Linked DNA regions of Homo sapiens: region 1 is linked to region 2. The links are chromatin contacts, found by Hi-C or POLR2A ChIA-PET in ENCODE. All regions are on one chromosome and are shown on one strand. The core of a region is the stretch at or near the end of the contact, and the rest is flanking DNA. Distances in the headings are between cores, read along the strand shown. Region 1 overlaps NIBAN1 (niban apoptosis regulator 1). Region 2 overlaps NIBAN1 (niban apoptosis regulator 1).

Region 1 (4,353 bases), core at 43-2,542, 39 kb before region 2:
TATGGGAAGAGTGAGCCAAGAGGAAGAGAGACCAATGCCAGAATTTAAAATCAGTGGGTTGACATTATGAAACTCAAGGGTCATAAGAATTGTCCCAATTCATCCTTTTGCAGAGACTGGTCAGAATTTTAGCATAAGTGTGAAATGGGTTTGAAAATATGAAAATGCTATATATAAAGGCCAAAGAAAAATAATGTTCCATTTGGGTGGGCTTATAGTTTTGTTTAGTCTTTCCCACACAATGTTCCAAGAAATTTGGCTCTATGTTACAACTTAGGGAATTAAAGGAAATATGTCTGCGAGGAAAAAGAGAGGGTGGGAGTGGGTTACGAGTGGCGGGGGGGTGATATGGTTTGGCTGTGTCCCCACCTAAATCTCATCTTGAATTGTAGCTCCTATAATTCCCATGTGTTGTGTGGGGGACCTGGTGGGAGATAATTGAATCCTAGGGGCTGTTTCCCCCATACTGTTCTAGTGGTAGTGAATAAGTCTCACCAGATCTGATGATTTTATAAGGGGTTTCCCCTTTCATTTGGCTCTCATTCTCTCTTGTCTGCTGCCATGTAAGATGCGCCTTTCACCTTCCTCCATGATTGTGAGGCCTCACCAGTAACATGGAACTGAGAGTCCATTAAAACCCTTTTTCTTTATAAATTACCCAGTCTCGGTTATGTCTTTATCAGCAGCATGAAAACGGACTAATACAGTGGGGGAGTGGGGCTCAGGGAATAGCCACAGGGCAGCAGAGCCTGTGGGTGCTGAAGCTCAAGTGCATCGCATCCCAACCACCATCCTCATCCTCCGACTTTCAGCCCCACCCTGCCCTGATCGAGTGCTGCCTGTCACCTCCCCAGAGCCCACTCTGGCATTCCCTACCATGGTCTGCCTTCCACAAGCAGAGTCTTAAGGTCTTGGGCTTTTCTAGAGAAAGTAGCTAATCTAATAAATAAATTGTAATAATGAAGGAATTCCCTAGCCTCTTCCCCTCAGAACAGTATCCACTGAATTTTAACATAAGTGACCTAAAAATACTTCAGTTTTTTTTTTTTTTAATGGGGGGTGTTGGCAAGGGCAGTGTTTTGTATACTTAACTGCTAGGACTTGGAGATTTAAAAATTCTATCACTCCTACAAGAAACTAAGCATGTCACTAGGTTGATCAAAACCAACAAACCCGGGATCGCCCCTTGAAGGCCACACCACAGTGCTTCCTTTCAGATGCTGAGCTGTCAGGAAGGTGTGGGGTCCAGAGAGACCACCCTCCTTCCTGAAGCAGGCCCCGCAGTCTCACCAGGCTGCTGGTCCAGGCCCCTTGCATTACTGAGTGGCCGTGGGTGAAAAAATCCAGTCAAAAGGAGTCACACTTAAGATCTTTCAGCAAAAGACAACTCTGGAGCACGTGGACAAGGCCTAAAAATGCGGGTAGTTTTGTTTTTTGTTTTTTTTTTTTTTTTCCGTCTTGAAACTGTTCTGTGGGAATTATGAGCTGTTCTCTAGCCCATCTTGGTATTTTAAAAGCAAATAATAAATATATCACATAGCTAGAGATACTTTACAGTTGCAAAGCCCTTTCCCTCATGATCTCATTTGATATATTTATATTGACAAGTAGAAAATATGTTGATGTTTTTACTGGCATACAAATATTTTCACCTTAACAGTCTGCCAGGCAAGTTATTCTGAGATAGTTGCTTTGCCTGAGCACTTGCCTAAAATAACCATCGCTATGAGGGCCTTCCATTCTTGCTGTGTGAGTCATTACTATGAAGGTAATGGAGCAAGGCTGGAAGTCTGAATGCAGGCCCCTAGGGTAGAGGGGTTCAGGACAGGGTTAAGATTAAGGTCTTAGCAGACAGGAAGAAAAAATGCAAATAAACCCAGCACTTTAAACAAAAGATGTCATTTTCTCAAACTCAGTTATGCTATGCCATTTTCTTTAACCACTTGGTAGCTTCTCCGGGCCCCTGGCCTCTTTTTTCTATGAGTCTTAGGGTAGACACTGCTTTACTGTTATGCACCATGTCTTAGAGTCTGAGGGGAACTATAATCCTTACCTGGCCTCACACAGTAAGCTTTAGAGGCCATTTCCTTTTACCAGCTTCTCCAAGCCGGTTTAAAATGCATTTCTGTAACAGACTAGTTTTCTGACTTCAGCCAACTGCTCTGAATGTTCTTTCTCTTACCTGTAGGGTGCTGGACAAATAATCCTGAAATGCCCCTCCAGCATTCACATTTTATTAGTCTGTTATTTTACCAAAACACTTAAATTCTGAGAGAAGCAAAACCATTTTTTTTTTTTTTGAGACAGGGTCTCTCTGTTGCCCAGTGTAGTGGCACAATCACAGCTCACTGCATCCTTGACCTCATGGGCTCAAATGATCCTACTGTCTTGGTTTCCCAAATAGCTGGGACTACCTGCACATACCACTGTTCCCAGCTAATTTGTACAAAACTTTTTGAAGAGATAGGGTCTTGCTATGTTGCCCAGGCTAATCTCGAACTCCCGGATTCAAGCAGTCCTCCCAACTTGGCCTTCCAAAGTGCTAAGATTACAGGTATGAGCCACCACACCCAGCCCCTGTGAAACTTCTTAGTGGGACACTTGATACCTCCAGTGATTTCTGATCTCTTTTCTGCTTTTTTTGTTTTGTTTTGCTTTCCCACTTAAAATGTTTTTTATCCTGCAAAACTAGGAGCTTACTATGACCACTTGCACAAATGCTTTACAATCTCCATCTATATAGAGACCCATATACATATACCCCACACACATATGTGCCTTGTCTTCTGCATGTTTTCTATGTGTGTCTCGCCTCACCATGATGGCAAGGGACGAGTCATTTCTCTCTCTTCCAACTTACACCACTTAGCACATAATCAGCCTGAAGCCAAAACAAACTCAAACTCAACTCCCAGAAAGGATTTATTAAATACATATATTCTTTTTTTTTTTTTTTTTTTTGAGATGGAGTTTCATACTGTCACCTGGGCTGGAGTAGGGTGGCATGATCTTGGCTCACTGCAACCTCCGCCTCCCAGGTTTAAGCAATTCTCCTTGCCTCAGCCTCCCAAGCAGCTGGGATTACAGGACCGCCACCATGCCCAGCTAATTTTTTTCTATTTTTAGTAGAGACAGGGTTTCACTGTGTTGGCCAGGCTGGTCTCGAACTCCTGGTCTTGTGATCTGCCCGCCTTGGCCTCCCAAAGTGCTAAGATTACAAGCGTGAGCCACTGCGCCTGGCCTAAATATCTATTTTCAATGGCATCATGGAGGAATGTAAGTTCACATTAGTTTCCAAGTGAAAGAAAAAAGTGAAGCAAGTGGCATAGCTGAACTCAAGGAGCTATTAAAAAATAAATGTGTAACTTAGTATATTCCCATGGTTGGTGTTGGTCTTTCACTCGGCCAGGATCAGAAGCCATCATTGCCTTTGCATTTGTCCACTTAGCATGTAACTCTGAAACTATCAGCTCCACAGGGCCAGGACCATTCTGTCTTGTCCATCTCTGGGTCACTAGCCCCCAGCACATTGCCCGGCATAGAGTCAGTGCTCAGTAAATAGTAGTTGAATGAATGAGACTAGGCAAGTCACTTAGCTGTTATATGCTTCCCTCAGTTTTCTCATTTACAAAATTGAAATAACAATAACTGCCTTACCCATCTCATAAGATTGGCAAGACAAACACCATTAGGTTTCGAACATTGTCAAGTATCACACAAAAGCATTTGACTACTCATCTATCTATTAACTATGTTGGCTTACATGGCAGGCCAGCCAGTGTCAAGTGCTTCAGCCTCCCCTTCTGACACTTTTGTTTTTCTTAATGGCATAAGTACATAACTATTTAGTTCTCTCACACTTATGAATGGCTGTGCTTCCCCAAAATATCAGAAACCAAGACTTGTTTAAAATTCTGAAAGAAGCAAGTCTCAGGTTGGGAAATAGATGAGTTTAGAATCTACCAGACAGAAAAAAAAAGAGAGAGAGAGAAAGAGAAGATTCTGATGGTAAACACATGTTTTCATATGGTGAAACAATAAAGAAGAGCTCCCTCATGAGTTTTCAGCATTAGCTGTTTAATGACCACACAGAGGCAAGGCACCATTCAGCATCCTCCAAATATTGTTCTCTAATAATGAATTTCACTAGCTCCCAAAAGAGGTACCCTAGGAGATGTGGAAAAAAAAAATAGTGGGGCCAGGCGTGGTGGCTCATGCCTATAATCCCAGCACTTTGGGAGCCCGAGGCAGGGGGAATCACGAGGTCAGGAGTTTGAGACTAGCCTGGCCAACATGGTGAAACCCCATCTCTACTAAAAATACAAAAGTTAGCAGGAGTGGTGGCATGCATCT
Region 2 (3,882 bases), core at 457-2,956:
GTACCAATGGACATATAGATGGCAACAATACACGGGACTATAGAGGTGGGGGAAGGGTACAGAGTTGAAAAACCTAACTATTGTATACTATGCTCAGTACTTGGGTAACGAGACCATTCATACCCCAAACCTCAGCATCACACAGTATACCAATGTAACAAATCTGCACACGTACCCCCAAATCTAAAACAAGCTGAAAAAAAATAATTTTTAAACAAAAAGAAAGGATGCTTAATGGGTCACAGCCAACAAAACAGTGACTTAAATAATGGCATCATGCAACACATTTCACTTTGTCTGGTCAGTCTCAGTCAGAAATCTAACTGCTAAGATTGATTTTCATTAATCATCCAAATAATAAGCCAAAAATACTGTTTTATGTAAAGGAAGGCTTAAACACAAATGATAGTAGGCGATGAGGAGCATGAGAAAAAAAGTTGTAAAGCTGATGGAAAATGAAAAATAAACAAGTAACTGCACAGATAGTCAAAAAAGAAAGCAAAATCTTCCAAAGAAATTGCCTTTGCTGTTAACAAGTAAAATAGACCTTTCTCCTAAACAATCCGGAATGCTTTATTAACTATTCTTATCATTTCCAGATGCTTTTTCAAATGATGACCTACTTCCCATGCTCCTTTATTCAGTTAAAAAAAAATGAGTATGTGCTTACTACACCCCTACACTCAGTACTAATGGCTGAGATGTAATAGTAGATGGGCATAGACTTGGCTTCTAGGAACTCCTAGTTTTAGGAGTCAGATAAATAAATAGTCAATGATGACATGATGTGATTAGAACTGTGATGGAAGTAAGGACAGGTACGAGAGAAGGAAGGACAGATGAATGGACAGATAGAAGAAAATTGTGGGGCTTTCACCTACCTGAAAGATTAAGAAAGGTGTTCTGGTGGAAATGACATTTAACCTAAGGCCTTCAGAAAATCAAATTTAGGAGTCCAAAAGTGAGCTATTGGCTTAGGATTTAGTTCTAAGGGCTGAAAGATGCAGAGGGAATTGAAAATAGTGTTATAATTCTAGGATGTGTTCTTTGGAGGAAAGTTAAGAAGACACGAAATGTAATTTTAAGATGATAATGTGTAACAATCCACTTAACCCAACTGTCAGCTCCCTATAATAATATTTCAATTTCAAATCTGTTCCCTTCTCTTAAGTTATGAAATTCACATTTCCAGAGACATCTAAATTAGATCATAAGTTTCTTAGATTCCTGACCTGGTAAAAAATATACATGGTATGAAGAGAACAGTACTGTGTTCATTTAAAGCCACCAAATATGGAACTAGAAATCAGAAGAAAACCAGAGATGGCAAAATTTAGACCAATGGCAACTCACTCATCTATGCTGGTAATTTCACTACCCTTCATCCTGACCAAACCCAATCATAAATGTCAATCAGCCTATCTCAAAATTAGTGATATTTAGAACTTCACCTAGCAATTCTAGAAAGCTTTTGGCTTGCAAGGTATCTATGAAAGAAAGAGTGGAAGTTTTGCACCCCTTTCATCTAATCAAAATTCAAAATTTCTTCCCCCTTCTATTGTTATTCATTTATGAGCACAGATGTGCAAAAACCAATTCATTTTAAAGTCAAATACTAAATATGATGACTTACATCTGTACAAAAATCTGAAGTGCAGTACCGATACTAATGCGGTGACATCAGCAAGGCCAAACAGGAAGCTGAGGTATAGCCCCCATCACACACAGACACTCTCTCTCGGTCTCTCTCTCTCTCTCTCTCACACACACACACCCCTACACACAAACACACACACACACACACCCCAAAAGTGTCTCAGCTATAATATTGCATTCACTTAACGAATAGCCTTATTGCAAAACTTTGTGGTTTGTGACTAGGGTCTATTGTGCCAGGAAAAATATCTCCCTCTGTGCATGTTAAGCTTCTTCTGACAAGAAGCACTAGAAAGATACAAACCACCTATGTTCTTAGCAAGAATGACTCATTATTATTGGCACAAGGAGAATACAACTTTGTGGTAAGGCTTTTTGTTCTCAACTTGAAAATACCTAATCTGATATCCTAAAGCCTGGAGAAGAAAAAAAGAAGGATATCTTCAACTATTATCCTCCTCACTAGGGATTTAAGAAGGAAAGGACAATGGCTAAGGTGTGTGATAAGGTTACATCCTGCTTGACCCACCGTGTTTCCTGGAACAGAACCACTTGGGCTTGGGCCCGAGTTCACTTAAAGTGAGATGGAATGAGGCAAAATGATGTTCCTGATCTATTTTCTATTTCTTTTATTCCACTTATCCTGGAAAGTCAGGAGGAAATCATCCTCAAACTCTCCTCTGTTAACTGAGTGGGATAGCCTTACAAATTGAGTTTGGTTTATAAGCAATGACTGTGTTTTCGGTTTGTTTTGCCCCCAGCATCTAAGACAATGTTCTGGACACAGTAGACCCTTACCTTAATAGAGGCTCTTTTGTTCCAGCTTTTGTCTACCCCGTCACTTAAAGTGTCCCGTGTCACACAACGGGACAGTGTGGCAGTCTAATAGTTTCTAGGGAAAGGTGGGGAAGGAAAAAACAACAAATGAAGAGAAGTCTCAGTTCCTTTCTTAGCTGGTGATTGCATGAGCCATGCCCTGATCTCCCACCAGAAAGGAACTTGGCAGGGAGGGGCTTTGTCTGGTAAGATGTGAAAATGGGTGCTTTGCTTTCATTGCTCCTTCCTAACTTCCAACTTCCTTCTTTTTTACCTCCTTTTCTAAGCCTCTTAAAATAGAAATGTCCCACTAACACCCAGACGTTGTTGACTTGCAATATGATTTGTGGTCTCCAAAAGAAAATGCTAAAAAATTGTTTTAAAAAATTCAGGTCAGATCAGGACTTCCCCAACCCCCTCAGCAACAGCCAGTATGGGAATCCAGTTAACAAAAGAAAATGCTGAAAGGAAAAAAAAATAAAGGCTAAGTACTTAAAACACAAAGAACTGGTAATAGATAAGTACCATGAATTTTTCAACCCCACCCCTGCAACATATCCCACAAAATTATTCTCAGCTGTACATTTGCATAAACCAAGAAAATTCTAGCTTTGGAGAACATTTATAGAGTACACAGTTTACCACAGGAACACCCTTTTGGGTTAAGGCACAACTTCATGTTTAAAAGCAGAGAAAAGACTTAACTTCTGCATCTCAATTGTCACCTGAGTTTCAATTGATGTAGCAGCTCATGTCCCTCTCAAGTAGATATCAAGAAATTATCCATGTCAAGTTCAGTAGGAAGTGAGTATCCTCAAATCATCTGTTCCTGAATAAGGAATGAGATTAGATTTTTTTTAAAAATATCAGCTAGTCAAACACAGGGCACACAGTATGCGTTTAATAAGTACCTGCTGACTGAGAAGACACATGGTACAGTAGTTTAGAACACGGGCTTGAAGTCGGCCTGCTTGGCTTTAAAATCTTGTCCTGATCACCAGCTGTCTTACCAGCTGCCCCAGAACCCTCGTCTATAAAATGGGCATGATGACAATAATAGTGCCTACCTCACAGGACTGCTGTGAGGATTAAATGAGTTAATACAGTGGCTTTCCAAGTAGGGTCCCCAGGCCAGTAGTATCAGCATCAGCATTACCTGAGAACATGTCAGAAATGCAAATTCTTAGGACCCACCCCAGGCCAGGGAATTCCAGTGCATATTCAAGCAAGGGAAACAGACTAAATAATTTTAGGCATATTGCTTTCCTCTGGGATTTTATGGTCATGTCTAAGGGAAAGGTGGTACATTGCCTCTCACTCGGACAGAAGAAGGGGATAAAAGTAGAAGAGAAGAGAGGTATTTTATCTTACTAGTGGAGATCATCCATGTACACCTACACACGGTACAGC

What was found. Hi-C counts contacts between places; a loop is a spot of excess contacts on that map. ChIA-PET counts read pairs that join two places held with the same protein, here RNA polymerase II (POLR2A). Pooled maps may share reads with other maps.
Region 1: a loop to region 2 is called in a map of naive thymus-derived CD4-positive, alpha-beta T cell, with 2.7 times the contacts of the local background. The contact joins two enhancer-like sites. A Hi-C loop is called at or near these places in 11 of 168 maps with a recorded cell type or tissue (CD4-positive, alpha-beta memory T cell, IMR-90, MCF 10A and 4 more), 11 of 37 single-sample maps with no recorded cell type and 10 of 50 pooled maps. POLR2A ChIA-PET finds 5 or more read pairs at or near these places in 7 of 52 experiments (AG04449, BJ, CD4-positive, alpha-beta T cell and 4 more).

What each region holds. Positions count from the first base shown.
Region 1 is chr1:184,826,524-184,830,876 of GRCh38, forward strand. All of the region lies in intron 6 of NIBAN1 (niban apoptosis regulator 1), which reads right to left. The region is part of intron 1 of LOC107985238 (a long non-coding RNA gene); the gene reads left to right. Among named protein-coding and RNA genes, the nearest start is that of EDEM3, 74 kb to the left of the region's middle. Within about 2 kb of position 1,293, at least 7 of the 41 ENCODE cell types and tissues checked have a DNase peak (open chromatin) inside an H3K27ac peak, as active enhancers do.
Region 2 is chr1:184,865,410-184,869,291 of GRCh38, forward strand. The region is part of intron 5 of NIBAN1 (niban apoptosis regulator 1); the gene reads right to left. Among named protein-coding and RNA genes, the nearest start is that of NIBAN1, 110 kb to the right of the region's middle. Within about 2 kb of position 1,707, at least 10 of the 41 ENCODE cell types and tissues checked have a DNase peak (open chromatin) inside an H3K27ac peak, as active enhancers do.